Linked DNA regions of Homo sapiens: regions 2 and 3 are each linked to region 1. The links are chromatin loops, found by intact Hi-C in ENCODE. Cell type or tissue: PC-3. All regions are shown on one strand. Each heading gives the region's core, and the rest is flanking DNA. Links, peaks and the distances in the headings are about the cores only.

Region 1 (7,622 bases), core at 1,527-5,526:
GAAGGAATGAGCACAGCATGTAAGGAGGATGATAAATAGGGTTGGTCAGACAGAAGGAGATGGTCCACCTTGAGGAACTGTGAGATGTCAGCCTGGAGCCTGGGTTTGGGAGGTCTTATGGGAGTCGACAGAGCAGCATCATAAAAGCTCTTGAGTAGAAGTCTGAAATGATGAGCCAGGATGTATTCTGTGACCCAGCATCAGTTAGGATTTTCCTGTTGTGTAGCAGGAGATCCAGCTGCAACAATAAATCATATTTATTTGTTCTTACGACTTGAGGTATGAAATGTTTCAGGTACAGTTGGAACATGGCTCTGCTTCCATTCCTCCACAGTTCCATCAGCTTTGTCCTCCACTCCGTATCCATTCCATGTTCAGGGTAACAAACACTCCCCGTGACAGTGAAATGCCTGCAGAACTTCCAGGCTTCATTTTTACATATTGGACAGCAGTGTTACCCAATAAGAATATAATGTGAGCACATTTGTAATTCTTAATTTTCTAGTAGTCTCATTCAAAAAATGTTTTAAAGGGCAGGGCACAGTGGCTCATGCCTGTAATGCCAGCACTTTGGGAGACCAAAGCAGGAAAATCGTTTGAGGCCAGGAGTTCAAGACCAGCCTGGGCAGCATAGCAAGACCCCATCTCTACAAAAAATTTAAAAAATTACCCAGGCATGGTGGAGTGCCCCTGTAGTCCCAGCTACTCGGGAGGCTGAACTAGGGGAGGATTGCTTGGGCCCAGATCAAGGTTGCAGTGAGCTGATTGTGCCACTGCACTCCAGCTTGGGTAACAGAGCAAGACCCTGTCTCTTAAAAAATAAATAAATAAATAAGAAACAGGTAAAATTGATTTTAATAACATTTTATTTTTCCCATATGTCCAAAATTTTATCATTCCAAGATGCAATTGATATAAAAACCAATTATTATTTATGAAACATTTTACATTCTGGGGCAGGCATGGTGGCTCACACCTGTAAATCCAGCACTTTGGGAGGTTAAGGCAGGAGGATCGCTTGTGTCCAGGAGTTTGAGACCAGCCTGGGCAATATAGCGAGACTCTGTCTCTACAAACAATAACAAATTAAAAAATTAGCCAGGCATGGTGGTGCATGCCTGTATTCCCAGCTACTCAGGAGACTGAGGCAGGAGGATTGCTTGAGCTTGGGAGGTTGAGGCTGCAGTGGGTTGTGACTGTACCACTGCACTCCAGCCTGGGCAATAGAGTGAGAGTAAGACTTTGCCTCAAAAAAAAATTACATTCTAGTTTTAATGAGACTTTCATTATATTACGTCTGTGAATATGTATGCATTTGTGAATAAATAAAATAAATGTGTTACTACAGGCATTTCAAAAAGTTTGCAAGCCACTGCTGCCTTAAGGAGAACAAGTCTTTGCTACACATGCAAACTCAGACCTATTGAATGACATTAATCTTAATAATCTTAAAAACCTAAGAGAAAAGAGAATTGTAGAGTGTCACATCATTCTAATGCTCATCAATTATATAGCAGTTCTACACACAGCACATTTTGAATTAACCGTATGCATCTGATTAGAGTTTTTCAAACAGATGAGTTATGATGTGAACCACTATAATATGCAAGACTATGTCACATGGTACATAGGATAATTTTTTAAATTTTGTGTTTATATTAGGAAAATATACCTAGCACATTCAATAGCAATGGAAATGGACAGTGAACAGTTGGAGTTAGGGAAATATTGAAATATCTGGCTGGATGAGTTGCAGAAACTAGAGATACACACCAATAAATATGTCCTCTCTGCTGTCTATAGAGATGACGTAGCTTCTACTTCCTTCCTTAGCAGACTCTCTGGGATTTTTTCCTCCTTTGCCATTTGAACAGAGAATCCCAGAGAAATCCAATTTCCCCCTTTTTCTTTCCAGCAAGAGCAAACACCAAGAGACTTGGCCATTTCTTATCCTCCTCTTCCGTGCTTTCTGAGTGTCTATAAAGGAGAGATTCTTGGTGTTTGAAGACCACAGATGCCTCCTTCAAAAGTCACATGAAGGACTGGGCCTGTGGGCCTCGTGGCTCATGCCTGTAATCCCAGTGCTTTAGGAAACCATGGTAGGAGGATCCCTTGAACCCAGGAGCTACCCAGGTGTTTGAGGTTACAGTGAGCTGTAATCATGCCATTGCACTCCAGCCTGAACAACAGAGCAAGATCGTGTCTCAAAAAAAAAAAAAAAAAATTACACGAGGTGAAACCCCAGAAAATTCATCAAAATATCAAAATAGTGTGGAGTCTTGTGGAGTCTTTTTTTTAAAAAACAGATTCAAATAGGAGAGCTATCCGGACTACCCATTCCTGCTTCTAACTTCTGCCAGAAGTACTGGACAGAAAAATACCAATGTCAAAGGACAAAGGGTGTCACTCCTGGGAAGGAGCTCTGACCAGCCTTTTAAACTTTGCCTTACCTTGCATGGCAAAGAGTTCTGATTAGAGAATTGCAAACACTTGCAGGCGAATATCCTGCAATAGCAACAACAGCAACCCTGGGAAAACACCCTATTTACTATGAAACGTATTCTACATGTCTTCGTTATGATGGTACTGGGGGAAGTCATACAATGCATATGGTAGGCTGGTAGCAACACATCAGAATCTAACCCAATGTTACAAGGAATATAACTAGAAATGGTAATGCACCTGGTCCAACCTGAAGTGTTGTTGAATCCATATTAATGAATCAAATGAAAAATTATTTATATCTGTTAATGTTCAAAAATATATTTTTCACCTATGCTAATGTTGCTATCAGTTATGGTTAGGTTTTGTTTGTTTGTTTGTTTGTTTGTTTGTTTGTTTTTGAGACGGAGTCTCGCTCTGTCGCCCAGGCTGGAGTGCCGTGGCACAATCTCGGCTCACTGCAAGCTCCGCCTCCCGGGTTCACGCCATTCTCCTGCCTCAGCCTCCCGAGTAGCTGGGACTACAGGAGCCCGCCACCACACCCAGCTAATTTTTTGCATTTTTAGTAGAGACGGGGGTTTCACCGTGTTACCAGGTGGTCTCAATCTCCTGACCTCGTGATCCGCCTGCCTCGGCCTCCCAAAGTGCTGGGATTACAGGCCTGAGCCACCACGCCCGGCCAAGAGTGATGGTTTATGTGTCGACTTGGGCTAGTACCAGTTATTTAACCAAACACTGGTCTAGATGTTGCGGTGAACGTATTTTGCAGATATGATTAACATCCAAAATCAGCTGACTTAAAGTAAAGGAGACTATCCTAGATAAAATTTGTCGACCTCATTCAATCAATTGGAGGCCTAAAGAGAAAAAAACTGAGACTTCCCAGGGAAGAAATTTTGCCTCAAGATGGCAACATCAACTCCTGCCTGAGTTTGCAGCCTGCGGCTTGTCCTACAAATTTCCAACTTTCCAGCCCCTACATTTGCACCAGCCAATTCCTTAAAATAAATTTCTCCATCTTATGCACGCATATGCTCTTGGTTCTGTTTCTCTGGGGAACTCTGATTGATTTATTACATTTTGCTAAAAAATAATTCCGGGTGTCAAGACACAACCCAGGCCTGATAGTGCTGCTTTTTGTTGCAAAAGGGAACCAGTCCCATTTGCTCCATCCCTCGGAACTGCTGATCATGTCAAGTAGGGCTCGGCAGTGCTCACACACAACTCAAGGTGGCGTTCATGCTCTACTAGAAAGAGCCAGGCTTCCTAGTTGCCGGCCACGCCTCACAGACTTTTCCCCTCAGATTTCAAGACAGCCCAGTGACTCAGCAATGGGAAAGAGAAAGCATAAAATTTGGACCGTGAATACTGCAAACATATCCAACACTATCAACAGGAAAATTCACTTTGGGAATGAATGCTTTCTTGGGAGCCCCATTTCTTTGGTAGGATTTAACCTACTCTAAGCAAATAGTCACTCGGACAGTCCTACAAAATCCCCCACATAATAGGAATATGGTTAACTCGCCATTTTGTCTTGTTTCTGCCTGCCACAAAAGCTAGGCCACCTACTCATTGTTCTAGATTTTCTTACTTTTCAAGTTTTCAGGGTTGTCTTTTGGAAATTTAAGCCCCTGGAGCCCGAGGGTGCTGCACGCATGCCTGCATGTTCATGCACACAGGGCATGACTCACCCTGACCCCAGGATGTCAGCTGCCCTACCCGCGGTCCTGGAGAGACAGACACTGCCTGTGCCTGCTCTGCAAACCCCTTGGTTAATCCTGCTGGTGGCCAGGACCATAACCTGCCATTAGGCCATGTCCTTGACCACAGAGTGCAAAACAGTTTAATGGTACAGGCTTGTTTAATCCCTGTATTGTTTTGCAAGATAAGTTTGAGATGTCTTTACTTTTTAAATTTCTGCTTTGCATGTGGGGAAACAGGACCAGATATGCTGAACGTAACGCAGTGATTCAGAATTAGAATGAAGGACTCTTACCTTCAGTTAAAGGTGCTAACCTCCCTAAATCTCTCCCACGAAAGTCTTCCCTTTTCCCCGCCACTGCTGACCTTCACCGTATACATATAGTATTTGCTTGTTTATTTTTTAGAGTGTACACATTTACATAAGCACACAGATCAATGTCTGTGTTCCTGCAGTTTTAAACCATGTGCCAATGGTGCAGTGTTACTGCCATGACCCGAAATTAGAATCTTTTACATTAGAATCTGACTTTTACAATATACACACAGTCTCCCTCTTAAAGATACATAATTCAGAATAGCAGGTGGAAAGCCCTGAGAAATCCTATCCAAAATAAAAAATGTAATTCTATTTAATCACATAATTTCTTAATTTACTTGAACAGAGATCATTTTTTTTGCACTGTACTCTTTAATTTAACATCAGTAACATTCCCTGTAGCACCCTTTTGGAAATGCTGAATAAAATTAGAATTTTTTTATAACATAAAGTTAGGTGTGTAGACAGTGACCACCCCTCCCCTCCAATAGTCCACCTTACTATGCAGAGGAATTTCAGAGTTCACAGAATTAGTCTTAGAGATAGTTGGATTTCTGTGGCTTCCCAAAGCATCCCAATGGTTGACAAAAGCCAAATCCCATAGCAGTTTTCTAATCCTGAAATTAAGGAGCAGAGATCAGCTTACGTGGGTTAAATAGCACTCTCTTGGACTTTGGATAGGCCCTTCCCTTCCTAAGCACACAGGCATCTCCCAAGGTCCCCTTGAGGCCCCTCCAGCTGTTCCAGCCTTGGCATCAACAGGTGACTCCCACTCCTAATCCTTTGGAAATGTCCTCCAGCCATTTTCATTCCCTTAATTCTTGAAAGGTGACTTGATTACTGGGATATTCCTAAAAATCCACTACATTTTTTACTTTTTTTTAATTTTCATTTTAAATTCTAGGGTATATGTGCAGGATGTGCAGGTTTGTTACATAGGTAAACAAGTGCCATGGTGGTTTGCTGCACCTGTCAACACATCATCTGGGTATTAAGCCCAGCATGCATGAGCTATTTTTCCTAATGCTCTCCCTCCCCACATCCCACTCCCTGACAGGCCCCAGTGTGTGTTGTTCTGCTCCCTGTGTCCATCTGTTCTCATTGTTCAGCTCCCACTTATGAGTGAGAACATGTGGTGTTTGGTTTTCTGTTCCTACATTAGTTTGCTGAGGATAATGACTTCCAGCTCCATCCATGTCCCTGCAAAGGACATGATCTTGTTCCTTTTCATGGCTGCATAGTATTCCATGGTGTATACATACCACATTTTCTTTATCCAGTCTATCATTGATGAGCACTTGGGTTGATTCCATGTCTTTGCTATTGTGAATAGTGCTACAATAAACATATGCATGCATGCATCTTTGTAATAGAACGATTTATATTTTTTGAGTATATACCCAGTAATGGGATTGCTGGGTCAAATGGTATTTCTCGTTCTAGATCTTCGAGGAATCGCCACACTGTTTCACAATGGTTGAACTAATTTACATTCCCACCAACAGTGTAAACGCGCTCCTATTTCTCTGCAACCTCACCAGCATCTGTTGTTTCTTGACTTTTTAATAATTGCCATTCTGACTGGTGTGAAGGGGTATCTCATTGTGGTTTTGATTTGCATTACTCTAATGATCAGTGACACTGAGCTTTTCTTTTTTTAATCTAGCCCCAAATGAAAGCCAACTCCAGGCAATGACTTTTCTCCACAATGATAAAAGCCCTCATTCTCACAGAGGAACACACCCTTCATCCCTTTTATTTGTCCAAGAGAGTGGGTAGCTTTGTACCCACTAACGTTTCTCACACTACTCCTGGTGGTCTTTCATACCCATAGGAGCTAGAAAGAGGTATGGACTTTGTTTGAAGTGTTTTAGGGGTCAGAGACCTTATAACAATGACCCTACATGGCCAGGAATTTGTTGTTGAATATAACTGTATGTTAGTTTTCAAACTCTGGATCATCTCAGAAAAACATTGACTTAGAAGGAATAAAACTACTGGGCAACGGTGGTCATCCCACGCTGAGTAATTTCCTCTGGCTTCTTTGTGAGCTTGGGGACCATCGATAAGACTGGTCTTCAGTTTGTGGCCCTTGCAAACTTTTTTTATCAGGATAATAATCTTAGTTTTCTTTAAATAATTATAAGAGTTAAGCCCAAAAGGGCAAGGAGACCTGATAGAATCGGCCTCTTTTCTGTTAGAAATGTGATTTCTATTGATCAAATATATTTTCTTTATAATCAACCGACTCTCCCCAAATCCCAGAAAATGAAACAAAACAAAGCCAAGCCACTTACAGGACCAGTAACATCTACATCTAGAAACAATCCTACTCAAATGTTTCTTCCTTCCTAAAGCTCAGGATCCAAAGTAAATAAAAGAGGCTCCTTAGTGAAGATTTTAAGAAGACAGAATCCAACTAACTTGAATGATTTGAGTTCCGTCCTGCTAAGAGAGAAAGAAATAAATTCATCTCTTAAGACTTGGTTCAGGCCTGCTTCCTCAAGGAAGCCCTCCCTGACCACCACCCCATGCAGCCTAGCTTTAGCAAGGGGCACTTTTCTCTGAGCCCTCAGCCCAGAGACAGAGCTCCATGCACCCTGTGAATATAGCACAAAGGGTTATGATGATCTTCTCCTTGCCACAAGGCTTGATGCCCATTCACCTTTGTAGGCCAAGCACATAAAGGTTTACTAAACTGAATTGGGCCTCGCAGGCTGAGGATTCTGGGAGTTCAAGCATGAGTGATGGCAAATGCTGCCTGTAGAGTTCAGCTTGTAGCCCTCCCCACTCACCCTGCATCTGCCGGTTAACACGGCTTCATCTCCACCGGTCAGTTTGTCAAGAGCTGCTCACTCTCACTCTGGAAAGATGACCATGAGGACTGAGTATGCTTTGCTTCCATCATTCTCACAACAGTCTATTTGAAAAGCCTTTCGTTGGGCCACATGGACTCTCAGGCATCTTCAAGATAGAGGATCAACTGCCCTTATTGTAGTCTTCATGGTTATTTTATTATACTATCTATGGAATGCATGTTATTTGCCAGACCCTGTGCTTAGACCTTTGCATATTTAATTTTACTTAACTCTAACCTGTTAATGTAGGTTTTCCTATTCCAATTTTACAGATGAGAAAACTGAGACTTTGAGAGGTT
Region 2 (7,622 bases), core at 2,202-6,201, 130 kb after region 1:
GCAACCTGTGTTATCAGCAAAGTTTTTATGACCTGTATTTTGCACTGACCTCCTATCTCATCCTGTGACTTAGAATGCCTTAACTGTCTGGGAATGCAGCCCAGTAGGTTTCAGCCTCATTTTACCCAGCTCCTATTTAAGATGGAGTTGCTATGGTTCACATGCCTCTGACAATTCCACTTCCATTATTTGTCTCAGAGAAAGAGTCCCTGGAAGAAACAAAGTCATTTGTTGCTGACTATATCATCATTTTTAACAGGGAAAACAACCTAAATGTCCATCATTTGGAAATAGTTCAATAAACTATAGTGCATCTATATTATGCATGCCTGTAATCCCAGCACTTTGGGAGGCTGAGGTGGGCGGATCACTTGAAGTCAGGAGTTCAAGACCAGCCTGGCCAACATGATGAAACCTGGTCTCTACTAAAAATACAAAAATTAGCCAGGTGTGATGGCACAGACCTGTAATCCCAACTACTTGGGAGGCTGAGGAAGGAGAATCGCTTGAACCCAGGAGGCAGAGGTTGCAGTGAGCCGAGATCGTGCCACTGCACTCCAACCTGGGTGACAGAGCCAGACTCCATCTCAAAAATAAATAAATAAGTAAAAGGAATGAGGTAAGCTTAGGGAAACTGACATGGAGAGAGAGGCCTCCAAGCCTGATACAGTTGGGCTGCGTCCCCACCCAAATCTCATCTCGAATTATAGCTCCCATAATTCTCACATTTGTGAGAGGGACCCAGTGGAAGATAATTGAATTATGGGGGCAGTTTCCCCTATACTAGTCTCATGGTAGTGAATAAGTCTCACGAGATCTGATGATTTTATAAGGGATTTCCCCTTTTGCTTGGCTCTCTCATTATTTCTTGTCTGCCACCATGTAAGATGTGCCTTTCGCTTTCTACCATGATTGTGAGGCTTCCTCAGCCTTGTGGAACTATGAGTCCATTAAACCTCTTTTTCTTTATACATTACCCAGTCTCAGGTATGTCTTTATCAGCAGAGTGAAAATGGACTAATACAAAGTCATATTATGGGTTGGAAAAAGCACTCTGCAGAATATGTGTGCATGATCACTTTTAGATTAAAAAACACACACAACAGATCTATGTATTTCTGTTTGTGCATGCTCTATATGTAAATGCAAAAGAAAGTCAATGGAAGGTTACCCACAAAAGTGATAAACTCAGACTACCCTTGGGGATAAGGATGAATTTGACAACAGAGAGGTGGTTGAATTGGCAGATGCACTATTTTATTTATTGTTTTCTGTGTGCTTTCTTTCACATTTTGCACAAGAATAAGTCCTGAATGACTCATAGAAATAAGAATAATAAATAAACAAATATTTATAAAAATCAACCCTTCCTCACCTAAAGAAAGGAAGAAAAGATCTCTTCAGCCCTAAAGAAAAGATTTGTCACTTGATTTCTAATAAAATCAGGAAGTCGAAAGCCTCTGTGCTTCACTTGGATTATAGTTTTTGTCTTTTTAATCAAATTATAGAAAAATGACATAAAGCTATGCTAGGTTTAAAAAAAAAATTCCTAAGGCTTGAAGTAATCAAAGAAATCAAATAGTCAAGAGAAATGGATTTTACTATCTAAAAATGAAACACTGGTGGGCAAGACCTCTAGAGGATGGTTGGCAACAGGTATCAACATGTAAATAAGCATACCTTTCCACAAGCAGTCACAATTCTAGGAATTACACAAGGATGTTCATTACTGCGTGCTGTACAATAGAGAAAAACTAGAAATCACTTGAAAGTCCATTAATATGAGATTAATAAGCAAAATAAGGCAGATCTATATAGAAGAATACTTTGTATTCATTCCCAATGATGATCTATATTTATTGGAAATGGAAAGAGATCTACAAGGTATTATTGTATTAAAGAGTGTATTAGGCCAGGCATGGTGGCTCACACCTGTAATCCTGGCACTTTGTGGAGCTGGGGAGAAAGATCACATGAGCCCAGGAGTTCATGACCAGCCTGAGCAATACAGCAAAACCCCCATCTCTACAAATGGTGGTGGTGGTCCCGGCTACTCGGGAGGCTGAAGCAGGAGGATCAGTTAAGCCTGGGAAGTCCAGGCTGCAGTGAGCCAAGACTGCACCACTGCACTCCAGCCTGGGAGGCAAAACATTCTTTTACTTGAAGTCTAAATCCAGTTTTGGGGGTACCAGCCCTATCTCCACTTGGCTTCAAGAACATTAGCAGCTAGACTTAGACCACAGGAAGGGTCTTATAGGATTCCTTTTTAAGGAAACTGATTAGTCCAGGAGAAAAATCCTACAGACACTGATATCTGAAAGTCTCCCAGTGAAATGCCAGGTTACTACTTGATCACTTGACAGTGAAGTTCCAAATTGACAGGCTTTTGTCAATTACCCACCAGTGTAGAGTTTGCATTTTAGTGTCTCTCTGGTAAGTATAAATGAACAGCCTAGAAGAGTTAGACATTGACGTCAGCTTTTACGTAGTTTTGCATTGCTTTGAATTGGTATGTTACAAAGTTGGGTCCCAGCTCTCTTCCAAGCTTTGAATGTCAAAAAAAAAAAAAAAAACGTTGAGGGTCAGGGGGCAGGGTGGGAAACAAACTAAGAGAAAAAATTTCATGGAAATAAAGACAATGCAGATGGCAAAATGACTTTTTTAACTATAATAAATATCCTCAGAGAAATAGTTATATTATTATACAATGATGGTCTATAAAAAGAGATAATAAGAGAATAAGAAACAGCTCTTGGAAATTAAAAGAATAATTGTAGAAATTTTTAATTTGATAGAATGTTTGAAATGAAATAGAGTTGAAAAAATCTACCAACAAGTAAAACTCAAAGATAAAATAAGGAAAATAAGAGAAAAAAGATAGAAAAACTAAAGGGTCTATTCAAGAAATTCTACATCCAAAAAAAGGGAAAAAAGAAGGAAGAAAAGAAGAAATGTTACAAGAAAAAGAGTACATGGAAAACAGAAGGGAAGAAATTTGCAAAGAAATAACACAAGGAGTGAAGGCCGTGATTTTCCAGACTGGAAGTTTTCATCAAGTGTTCAGCACAATAAATAGCGGGGAAAAGACCCACAAGGCACATAACGATGAAATTCAACAACAACAACAACAAAGTTCAGAACAAAGAGAAAAGAGCAGATCAAATGGAATGAACAAGGCTTCAGAATGCTATTGGAATTGAACAATGAGCAGAACCTTCAAAATTCTGGAGAAAATAATGCCCAATGTAATTTGATATTCAGCCACGATGTTCTTTATTTGAATAAAGATATTTGCAGACATGCAAGAATACAAAAATTTACTTCTCATGAATTCTTTCTTGGGAGGTGTATTAGTCTGTTTTCATACTGCTTAAAAGAACTGCCTGAAACTGGGTAATTTACAAAGGAAAGAGGTTTAATTGACTCACAGTTCAGGCATGGCTGGGGAGGCCTCAGGAAACTTACAATCATGGCAGAAGGCAAAGAGGAAGCAAGGCACCTTCTTCACAAGGTGACAGAAAGGAGAAGTGCCGAGCAAAGAGGGAAGAGCCCCTTATAAAACCATTAGATCTCATAAGACCTCACTCACTATCATGAGAACAGCATGGGGGAAACCGCCCTTCTCCCCCACCTCCCCCAATCCCCCTTCCCCCTCCCCGCCCCCGCCATGATTCAATTACTTCCACCTGGTCTCTCCCTTAACACGTGGGGATTATGCAGATTACAACTCAAGATGAGACTTAGGTGGGGACACAAAGCCTAACCATATCAGGAGGTTCTTGGAGAATATTCTCCATCAAAATAAGAAAGTACACCCAGAAAGTAAGGGCTTGTGATTTGAGAAACAGAGATCCAACCCAGAACAGGAGTTACAGGATTTTTCAGGAATGGCAGTAAAGAGACATCTTAAGACCTGTAGGCCTAGAAAGCAACCAGACCAGATGAGAAAAGCAGAACAAGGATCAGAGTGAGAGGGTGTCAAGAAAAGATGATGAAATTGAGGGAGTACCTGAGCTGTCAAATGTATTCTCAGATTATCCATTCACTTAGAAAGTTAAGGATTGAATTAGTAATGGATGCAATGGAAACCTAAAGCGAATAATGGAGGAAGCAATTATTAAGCCCAAGAATACAAAAAGTTGTGTGAGACACGCAATTGCAGCTCAGTGGTGAATCACAGCTATATAATCATTGTAGTGTAAATATACGATGTTGATTTACCCAAGAATGGGAGGTGGGAGAAATAAAAATGCGTGGCTACAGCACGAGGGCAACCCAGACATGTGAGGACCACCCTTAACCAAGGAGGGACTGCAGCCAGTGCACTGGTATCTCCACCCTCCTGCCCTCTAGCGGGACAATTCTGAGGTATGCTCCATAGTCTCTCAAAGGGCTCCCAGCATGACTGAGCTCAGATCGTCCACAGTGACAATCCACTCACTAAATGGACCCTTCGTTGACTATTCTCTCTTCATTCTCTCGTTCTCCCTTCATTCTTGCTTGTGCTTCCTCGGAGTGCCTTTTGATTAAATTGTGTACTGTATTAGTCCATCTTCACGCTGCTGATAAAGACATATCCGAGACTGGGTAATCTATAAAGAAAAAGAGGTGGGTGGGCACGGTAGCTCAGGCCAGTAGTCCCACAACTTTGGGAGGCCGAGACGGGAAGATCACCTGAAGTCAGGAGTTCGAGACCAGGCTGGCCAACATGGTGAAACCCCCGTCTCTACTAAAATTACAAAAATCAGCTGGGTGTGGTGGTGTGTGCCTGTAATCCCAGCTACTCGGGAAACTGGAGCAGGAGAATCGCCTGAACCCAGGAGTTGGAGGTTGCAGTGAGCTGAGATTACACCATTGCACTGCAGCCTGGGTGACAAGAGTGAAACTCTGTCTCCAAAAAAAAAGAAAAAGAGTTCTTTTTCACAGTTCCACATGGCTGTGGAGGCCTCACGATCATGGTGGAAGGCAAAAGGCACTTCTTATATGGCAAGAGAGAATGAGGCCCAAGCGAAAGGGGTTTCTGCTTATAAAACCATCAGATCTCATGAGACTTACTCACTACCATGAGAACAGTATGAGGGAAACCACCCCATGATTCAATTGTCTCTCACTGAGTCCCTCCCACAACACATGGGAATTATGGGAGCTATAATTCAAGATGAGATTTGGGTAGGGACATAGCCAAACCATATCATGTACTGTCTTTATCTCTGTGTCTCCTTCACGCAAGGTTGCCAGATTTAGCAAATAAAAATACAAAACGCCCCACTAAATTTGAATTTCAGATAAATGACAAATCATGTTTTCATACAAGTTTGCCCATGCTATACTTGGGACATACTTGTATAAAAAATGATTTGTTGTTCAACTGAAATTCAAATTTAAATGAGCATCCTACATTTTATTGGCAACTCGACTATTGTGGGGAACAAAAACTAAGACAGAGGTAGAGCCTCTTGTTTTCTAGTAAGATGTCAATAGTAATACATAAAACCAAAAATCGAGAAAGAGTTCCTTAAGCATATTATTTTAAGATATGAAAGCAGGCCGGGCGTGGTGGCTCACGCCTGTAATCCCAGCACTTTGGGAGGTTGAGCGGGTGGATCACCTGAGGTCAGGAGTTCAAGACCAGCCTGGCCAACATGGTGAAACCCTGTCTCTACTAAAAATCAAAATTAGCTGGGCGTGGTGGCACATGCCTGTAATCCCAGCTACTTGGGAAGCTGAGGCAGGAGAATCGCTAGAACCCAGGAGGTAGAAGTCACAGTGAGCCAAGATCACTCCACTGCACTCCAGCCTGGGCAACAAGAGCAAAATGCCGTCTCAAAAAAAAAAAAAAAAGCAAATAGCGAAAGAACTTGCTAAAAGAGTGGACAACAGTTGGCTCCAGGGAACAGGATCTAGTGTGAGAAGGGGTGGGGCAGGAGATTACTATCTTTTATATTATTCCTCATGGTACCACTGGACTTTTTAAAAGCTCTGTACATGTATAACTTTGATTACAAGTCTTTTGTAAAAGAAAAATTGAACCATGTATTTACATTCCCATCCACAGTCTCTCTCCTCACTTTGACACATCACATTTCTTTTGTTCTTAACTAATCTGGTGGGTGAAAAAAAAGTTACAATTTATTACTTCCAGATACTAATAATTTTGAACATTCACATCCCTATGTTTCTTGAATATTCCTAATTATCCTTTTACAAATTAGCTATAATGTCTTCAGCCGAATTTTCCTTCATGGTGTTATTTGTAAAAATTTCAGTGTTCACTTTTATTACATTTTAATACGATATACATGATTGACATGACTTTTAACTCCAAATCAAGTTTGTACTGAGAGATGGTGATTTATTAGTTTGAATCAGTGGAAAGACTCCATAATTGCCAACTTTGAAAACACACACACACACACACACACACACACACACAGAGTGAAACACAACCATTGGGGTCCTACCCTTCGTATGCAGAGGGACCTCCACAGCCGACTTTTGGGTATTCATCAGACCTCTGGATTTATTTTTTTTTTTTCTTTTTTTTTGAGATGGAGTCTCACTCTGTCACCCAGGCTGGAGTTCAGTGAATCTCAGCTCACTGCAACCTCTGCCTCCCGGGTTCAAGCGATTCTCCTGCCTCAACCTCCCAAGTAGCTGAGACTACAGGCACACGCCATTACGCCTGGTTAATTTTTTTTGTATTTTTAGTAGAGACAGGGTTTAACCATGTTGGCCAGGCTGGTCTTGAACTCCTGATCTTGGGATCCACCCACCTCAGCCTCCCAAAGTGCTGGGATTACAGGAGTGAGCCACAGCACCTGGCCTATCTTGTTTTTCTTAACCTCTTTTTGCTTTTAACTGGATTCCTTCACTTAAAAAATAAAATCTCATTTGGTGAAGCATGTATTCATCTTGGAGAAGTAACCACAGTTTCATGTTAACAATACTTTTTTACTGATATACAATATTTTATGGATTTATGGGGTACGTGTGATATTTTGTTACATGCATAGAATGTGTGATTAGCGAGTCAGGGTTTGGTGACAGCTAGAATGGCTCGGAAGCAGTGTCTCTCATAAAATTACAACCAGGATGTCAGTGGAGGGTGGGGAGGCAGGGACCGGAATGCCCACTTCTAAGGCGGCTCACTCCCATGGCTGTCGGCAGGACGCCTTACATCCTCACTGGCTGTTGGCAAGAGGACTCAATTCCTCACCATGTGTACCTCCTGCTTGGGACTGCTTGAGTGTCTTCATGACACAGTGGCTGGTTTTCCCAGAGTGAGGGATTTAAAGAGTAAGAGAGGCCAGGCGCGGTGGCTCACGCCTGTAATCCCATCACTTTGGGAGGCTGAGGCGGGTGGATCACCTGAGTTCGAGACCAGCCTGACCAACATAGAGAAACCAATCTCTACTAAAAATACAAAATTAGCGGGTGTGGTGGCGCATGCCTGTAATCGCAGCTACTCGGGAGGCCGAGGCAGGAGAATCGCTTGAACCCAGGAGGCAGAGGTTGCCATGAGCCGAGATCATGCCAATGCATTCCAACCTGGGCAACAAGAGTGAAACTCCATCTCAAAAAAAAAAAAAAGAGTAAAAGGGATGCAGCAATGTTTGGATGCC
Region 3 (7,622 bases), core at 2,202-6,201, 110 kb after region 1:
TCAAGCAATTCTGTCTTAGCCTCCCAAAGTGCTGGAATTTACAGGTGAGAGCCACCACACCCAGCTGATCCCCATTTTTTATGTAGCTATAATTTATTAATTTTTATTGCAATAGATACTTTTATTGCATGCTATATTGCAATGCATTTATCCATGCTGTGGTTGATGGGTATTTGTATTGTTTTCTCTTTAGTGTTATCATGAATGATACTGCTTTGAAATTATTGTATATAACTGCATGCACTTATTTATATTAGCTATATATCTAGGAGAGAAATTCCTGGGTCACAGTGTATATGAATCTTCAGCTTCAGTAAAAACTACCAAACCATTTTCCAAAGTGACTGTAACCAATTTATCCTGTAGCCAGCAGTGTGTAAGAGTTCCAGTTACCCAAGTTCCTCCTCACTGCTTGATTTTAATGTTAGCCATTCTGGTGGGTGTGTACGGTTACCTCACCGTGTTTTTAACATTCGTTTCCCTGCAGGGTAATGAAGTTGAGCCTTTTCATAAGTTTATTGGCCATCTGTATATCCTCCTTTTGAAGTGCATCTTCAGATCATGTTCATTTTTCAACTAATCTACCTGGCTTTTTTCCATTTATTTCAATAAGGTTTTTATGTATTCTTATTTTGGTATAAAGTTATGATGGGAATGCATTGGGAGAATGATCCACCTTTCATCATTCTCTGGAGGAGTTTGTGGAAGAGTAGCATTTTTTTCTTAAATTTTTTGGTATAATTTGCTAGTGAAGCCACGTTGGCCTAGAGCTTCCTTAGAATGAAGATTTTTAATTATGGATCAATGTCTTCACTAAGAGCATTCAGGTTGTCTATTTTTTCTTGTGTTAGTTTGAGTAAGTTGCTTTATCAAGAGATTTTATTTTTTTATCTAAACAATGAAATTTATTTGAGCTTGTATCAGTTTGCTAGGGTACTGTAACAAAATACCACAGACTAGGTGGCTTAAACAACAGAAATTTTCTCTGAGTCTGTGGCTTGCCTCTTCAGGTTCTGGAGCCTGGAAGTCCAAGATCAAGGGGTTGGCAGGTTTCATTTCTCCTGAGGTCTCTCTCTTTGACTTGCAGAGGGCTGCCTTTTTTTTTTTTTTTTTTTCTCGAGACTGAGTCTCACTCTATTGCCCAGGCTGGAATGCAGTGGTGCGATCTCAGCTCACTGCAATCTCCGCCTCTCAGGTTCAAGGGATTCTCCTGCCTCAGCCTCCCAAGTAGCTGGGATTACAGGCACCCGCCACCATGCCTGGCTAATTTTTGTATTTTTAGTACAGACAGGGTTTCACCATGTTGGTCAGGATAGTCTTGAACTCCTGACCTCAAATGATCCACCTGCCTTGGCCTCCCAGAGTGCTGGGATTACAGATATGAACCACTGCACCCAGCCACACTGCCTTCTTATTATGTCTTCACATCCTGGTCTCTATGCACACATTCTTAGTTGCTCTTTCTCCTCTCATAAGGACACCAGTCACATCGGATTAGGGCCCCATCCCTACAAGCTCATTTAGCCTTAATTACCTCTTAAAAGGTCATATATCCAAATATGGTCACATTCGAGGTTAGGACCTCAACACGCAAATTTGGGGGTAGGGAATACAATTCACTTCATAACAGCATTTATAAAATCCTCTTATCTTTTTAATGTCTGTAGGATTAGTGTTGCTATCTTCCTTTTCATTTTAGGTAACCATTTGTGCCTACTTTCTTTCTTTGTCTTCTTTTAAAATCATTTTGTCATCTTTTTAATGTCTGAAAGGTCTGTGGTGGTGTCTCTATTTTTATTTCAAACATTAGTCTTCTGTGTATTCTTTATTTTTTAAAAAATTAATCTTATGAGAAGTTTATCAATTATGTTAGTATTTTCAAATGGCCAAATTTTAGCTTTGATGTTTGCTTTCTACTTCATTATTGTCTGTTGTAATATTTATTTCTTTTCTTCTGCCTCCTTGAAGTTTACTTGGCCATTTTCTTCCTAACTTATTGGAGTGGATGCTGGGTGTATTAATTCATTTTCACACTGCTATAAAGAACTATCCAAGACTGGGTAATTTATAAACAAAAGGGATTTAACTGATTCACATTCCACGTGGCTGAGGAGGTCTCAGGAAACTTACAATCATGGAAGAAGGGGAAGCAAGGCATGTCTTACATGGTGGCAAGAGAGAGAGAAAAAGAAGGGGGAAGTGCTAGACACTTATCAAACAACCAGATCTCATGAGAACTCACTCACTATCATGAGGACAGCATGGGGGAAACCACACACATGTTCCAGTCACCTCCAACCAGGTCCCTCCCTAGACATGTGGGGATTACAATTCAAGATGAGATTTGGGTGGGGACACAGAGCCAAACCGTATCACTTTGGTAATTAATTTTCAACACTTTTTTTTCTTTTTCAATATATGTACTTAAGGCATTTCCCACTAAGTACTTGTTTAACAGGAAGTTTTGACATCTAATATTTTTAATATCATTCAATTCAAATTTTTTTTGTTTCCATTATAATTGACTCTGTGCCTCACGGTTTATTTAGAAGTGTATTTCTTAATATTTTTATTGATTTTTTCTTTTTAAATCAATTTAATTTAGGTTCAAATTTACATACAATATATTATATGCATTTATACATAATACAGTTTTGTGAGTTTTGAAAAACATAAACATTAGTGTAACCATGACCACAATTAATATATTGAACATACATTTTCACTCCAAAAAAAGTTCTCCAACTCTACCTTTAACCACAACCACTAAACTGCTTTCTGTCATTGCAAACTAGTTTTGTTTGCTGTACAATTTTGTATAGATAGAATCACATATTATTTACTCTACCCTCTTTCATCATCGTAATGATTTTGAGACATAGCCATGATGTTGCATGTATCAGTAGCTTTTTGCTTTTTATTGCTGAAGAAGTGTTCCATTGAATGAATATATCACGATTTGTTTATCCATTCACTGTTTGATGAATATCTGAATTGTCTCCAGCTTTTTGTTATTACAAATAAAACTACAATAAACATTTATATATAATTCTTTTGTAGACATGTGTTTTCATTTCTTACATACAACATAGTAATGAAATTTCTGAATCATACAGTGAATGTGTTAACTTTACAAGAAATCGCCCAATTTTTTCTAAAGTGGTTCTACAACTTTAGAACCACTTTGCAGTTCTACAGTTCTCAGTAGTAATAAATGAGGTTCTAGTTTTTCTTTTCTTTTTTTTTTTGAGATGGAGTTTTGCTCTTGTTGCCCAGGCTGGAGTGCAATGGTGCAATCTCGGCTCACTGCAACCTCTGCCTCTTGGGTTCAAGTGATTCTCCTGCCTCAGCCTCTGGTTGGGGTTCAATCAGGCTGGTGGGAAAAATATTAGAGATAGTGTAGAGATAGACACAAATCTTCTTGGAAGGCCGAGAAGTTTGCATAACTTCTATAATAGATCTGGCTGAAGGTGGCCTGGTCCCTTTATCTTTAGTTAAACAAAATTAAAGTAGTAACAAAGGAAGGCAGAGTAGTTTACCTAGCTAGCTTGTTTACTCATATGATCTTAAGACTAACCTTTATTGTACCACAGGTACTTAAGTGCTTTTTACTCAGGAAGTCCACAATGTCAATTACCCTTTAATGGTGTTAGCTCAAGCCTTTATTAATTAATCTTACCAAATAAATGTGAGTCTCGCTAGCTGATCAGGGCCAAGTCACGACTGTTTACAGGACTCAGCAGGGAGTCTGTAAGCGGCTGAGACACACTCAGCTGGACAGGCAAAGCAGAATATCTGTGTGTCAGTGTACGTTATTCATCCGTCACCGGGTCAGGGGTCTGCAACGGACAGACCCCTCCCCGCAGCTGGCGCCCCCATAAGAGGTGCACTGCCACAGTTGGTGCCCCGTGTGGGAAACTGTGTGATGAGCACTGCCACAGCCTCAAGTACCTGGGATTACAGGCATGTGCCACCATGCTGGGCCAGTTTTTTGTACTTAGTAGAGACAGGGTTTCACCATGTTGGTCAGGCTGGTCTCCAACTGCTGACCTCAGGTGATCCATACACAGGCTGGTCTCCAACTGCTGACCTCAGGTGATCCATACACCTCAGCCTCCCAAAGTGCTGGGATTACAGGTGTGAGCCAGCACTCTCAGCCTGGTTATAGTTTTTCTGCATCTTCACTAACACAGGCTACTGCTAACCTTTTACATTTTGACCATCTTAGTGGTTGTAATTTGTATTTATCTTATGACTAATAATGTTCGGCATCATTCCATGTGCTTCTTGGCCATTAAGATATCTTTTGTGAAGTATGCATTCAAATCTTTTGCTCATTTTTTATTGAGTTTTTGTTATCCTCTTACCATTCAGCTGCAAGAGTTACTTATACATTCTGGACACAAATCATTTGTCATATATGAGTATTGCAAATATTTCATCTGAGTCTGTGGCTTGCTTCTTTGATTCTTAACAGTGTCTTTCGAAAAGCAAAGTTTTAAATTCAATGAAGTCCAATTATTATGACTAATTTTTATGATTAGTGCCTTTTTGTGATCTGTGTAAGAAATCTTTTCTTCTCCAAAGGCCATGAAGACATGAAGACTTTTCTCCTCTGTTTTTTTTTCTAATTTTTTTATAATGTTAGCTTTTTCATTTAGATCTAAAATCTATTTTGAGTTCATTCTTATGTACAACGTACAGGTTGAAGTTCACTTTTTGCATATAGATGCCTAGTTACTCCAGGACCATTTGTTGTTACTGATTTTCAACTTTATTAAATGTGTTTAGAAATCAAACACTATATAATTTGCATCATGAAATCTGGTGAGACTTCCTTTACGTTTCAGCATATAGCCAATTTTTATTGTGCTTGAAATTAGTAAGTATTCTCCAGTTGTTGGCTGCAATATTCTCTACATGTCCTTAGGTAAAATTTGTTGATTGCATTATTCAAGTTTTGTGTATTATTGCTGTTTTATATCTACTTATTTTATCAGCCACTGACAAGTGTGATAAAAATCTGTCAGTATGACTGTGACTCTATTCATTTCTGCCTTTTTGATTCCATATTACTGGATCTATACAAATTGAGAATTTTTATACCTTCTTGGTAAATTGATCCTTCTGGCATTATGAAATTCCTCTTTATCTCTACCAGTCTTTTTGCATTAAAAACAGCATTTTTAATCTTAACATAGCTACATCAAATTTCTTTTGGTTAGAGTTTTCATAGTGTTATCTTTTTTTTTCACCTTTTTATTCTAATCTTTCCACATTCTTGTGTTCTTGATATGTCTCTTGTAACCAACAAGGGTCTTCTTTCATTGCAATTTGAGCCTTTTAATTTGACCATATAGTCCATTTGCATTTGACATAAATACTGATATGTCTAGGAAGCTGTATTAGTTTGCTAGGGCTGCCACAACAAAATACCACAGACCTGACAGCTTAAACAATACATACTTGTTTTCTCATAGTTCTGGAGGCTAGAAGTCCAAATCAAGGCATCAGCTGGGCTGGCTTCTTCTGAGGCATCTCTCCCTGACTTGTAAATGGCTATCTTTTCCCTCTGTCTGCACATGATCTCTGCTCTGTGTCTCTGTATCCTAATATTCTCTTCTTATAGAGAGACCAGTCATTTTGGATCACATTTACCTTAATGATCACATTTAACCTTGATTACTTCTATAAAGGCACTATTTCCAAATAACGGTCACATTCTTAGGTATTGGAGGTTAGAATTTCAATATATGAATTTGGGGAAGAGAAGGGGACATAATTCAGTAGTAAGTATGTCATCAAGCAGATAAAATACCATCTATCATGTGTTTTCTATTTGTTCCATCTGTTCTTTGTTCCTTTTTTGTCTTTTCTCATCTTGTTTCGAATTGATTTCTTTATTATTACATCTTTTCTCTATTAGCATGAAAGTTGTACGTGCATTAACCATTCTTTTAGTGCTACCTGGAAATTATAACATGCATCCTTGGCTTATCAAAGCAGAACATTAATTGGTGTCTTTACCTACTCTCCAGACAAAGACCTTGGAACCCTTTAACTCCATTCAGCCCCATTCTTATTTATGTTTAAATTAGCCTACATTTTAAATCTAAATATATTTTAAATCCCACGATGTGTTATTATTATTGCTTATATAATCAATATGAATTTAAATTCATTCACATCATTGCCTAAAAACAAAAGTTCCTACTTTATTTATCTTTCTTTTGTTGTTCATGAAGTGAAACAACACTTCATTTGTCTCTTATGCTATCCTTGTGCAACATATAAAAACAGATATGTTCATCCTCTGGTGACGTAAGTGGAAGAACGACTAAAATTCCCGACTCTATAGAGTCCTAAGAGAGGAACCTACAGAAGTCAGAGGAAACTTCAATATCAAGAAGTTTGGAAAGAGGTAAATATTATAATACCCCATAAAGACAAAACTTCTGCCAAACTGGATGACATCGGTTCATTTCTGTGATGTTTATTTTGTTTTGTTGAAGAGGAAACTAGATGGGAAAAAAGCAAAGCTGAGAGAAAGGATGAGAGAAACATGCAAGGATTGAGAGAGTGTCTAGAGATGGAAAGAGGAGCTCCATGGAGACCTCCCAAGAGAGTGACCTGGGTGGCATAATAGCAACCAACATGAGTTGGAACTCAGAAACTGGTAGATGTTTGTCATTCCCAACCATAGGTCCTGGATTAAAGGAGCCCAGAAAATCATAGCAGAAGCCCAGATATCACACAAGTGACAGCAGAGCAGGCATCCTCCATGTTTATGAACTTCCTAGTAATACGATTCAGCTTAGAGCGCTGTAAATATTGTCAGTCCCTGCTCTTGGGCTTGTGAAAACCTGTCTGGAGCTTTGCAACTTGTGACTATTCAGACTCAATTAATGGAAATGAGCTGTGTTTTTAGGGTGAAAATATCCTTTCCTTTGCCAGCTTCCGAACCATGTGTCTTGCATTTTGAGACGAATCCAGTTGCGATGTTGACAGGTGCAGACTAACTACTCTTTCCACAACAAGCATTTGGAAACATTTTCCTGGTGGTCATGCTGCAAGTCTTGTGTATTAAAACTAGGGCATCAGGTTTGCTAAGTCAGCACACTCAACATAAGATATGTTAGAGACATAACTTCTGAGGTGAAGGGAATGATGGCAAATTTACATCAGAAGCTTTGTCTGCTGGTCCTTAAGATCAGTTGACTAATGGTCTTTGCCTCTGGGGTTTTTTCCATGCTCAGAAATAAGGACAAAGAAAAGACCTACTTAAAGATAACTAAAATGAGGAAATTTTCAGAAAATTGACTCTTTTTATATGATTGTTATTATAAGTTAACATTCATTCTGCTTGCCATGAGCCAGGCACTCATTATACTTAGCTCTTAGTGTGCATTACATCACCTTATTCAAATCTTACAGCAATCCTACCATATAGACACCACTGTTATTCCCATTGCAATAATTGGGAAGGTTTAGTAGCTTGCCCAAGTCAACTATGTGGAAGTGCCAAAGCCAGGAATCAAATGTGGCTTTCTTACTCTGAAAATAATGTCCTTAACAACTCCAATAAACTACACATTAAAATGAGCTTACCACCAGTATTATAT

Evidence for each region. Peaks named below come from ENCODE experiments on the same cell type or tissue, not always from the same donor. Only the 100,000 strongest peaks of a DNase experiment are listed, where the experiment ranks them.
Region 2: a loop joins it to region 1, with 4 times the contacts of the local background. A loop is called at or near these places in 6 of 110 quality-filtered maps.
Region 3: it touches region 1 in a loop (12-fold over the local background); 2 of 110 quality-filtered maps call a loop at or near these places.

The regions. Positions count from the first base shown.
Region 1 is chr17:68,756,106-68,763,727 of GRCh38, reverse strand. No RefSeq gene overlaps it. Among named protein-coding and RNA genes, the nearest start is that of LINC01482, 130 kb to the right of the region's middle. In PC-3, for the core only: a CTCF peak has its summit at 3,652; DNase peaks (open chromatin) are centred at 3,707 and 4,137; H3K4me3 peaks cover 906 bases; H3K27ac peaks cover 1,437 bases.
Region 2 is chr17:68,631,276-68,638,897 of GRCh38, reverse strand. The region is part of intron 1 of LINC01482 (long intergenic non-protein coding RNA 1482); the gene reads right to left. Among named protein-coding and RNA genes, the nearest start is that of LINC01482, 6.9 kb to the right of the region's middle. RefSeq lists an enhancer at 6,811-7,310. In PC-3, for the core only: a CTCF peak has its summit at 4,362 (motif pointing left); no DNase peak of the experiment used is centred there; H3K27ac peaks cover 1,122 bases.
Region 3 is chr17:68,643,403-68,651,024 of GRCh38, reverse strand. All of the region lies in intron 2 of LINC01482 (long intergenic non-protein coding RNA 1482), which reads right to left. Among named protein-coding and RNA genes, the nearest start is that of LINC01482, 19 kb to the right of the region's middle. In PC-3, for the core only: no CTCF peak of the experiment used is centred there; a DNase peak (open chromatin) is centred at 4,294; H3K27ac peaks cover 2,187 bases.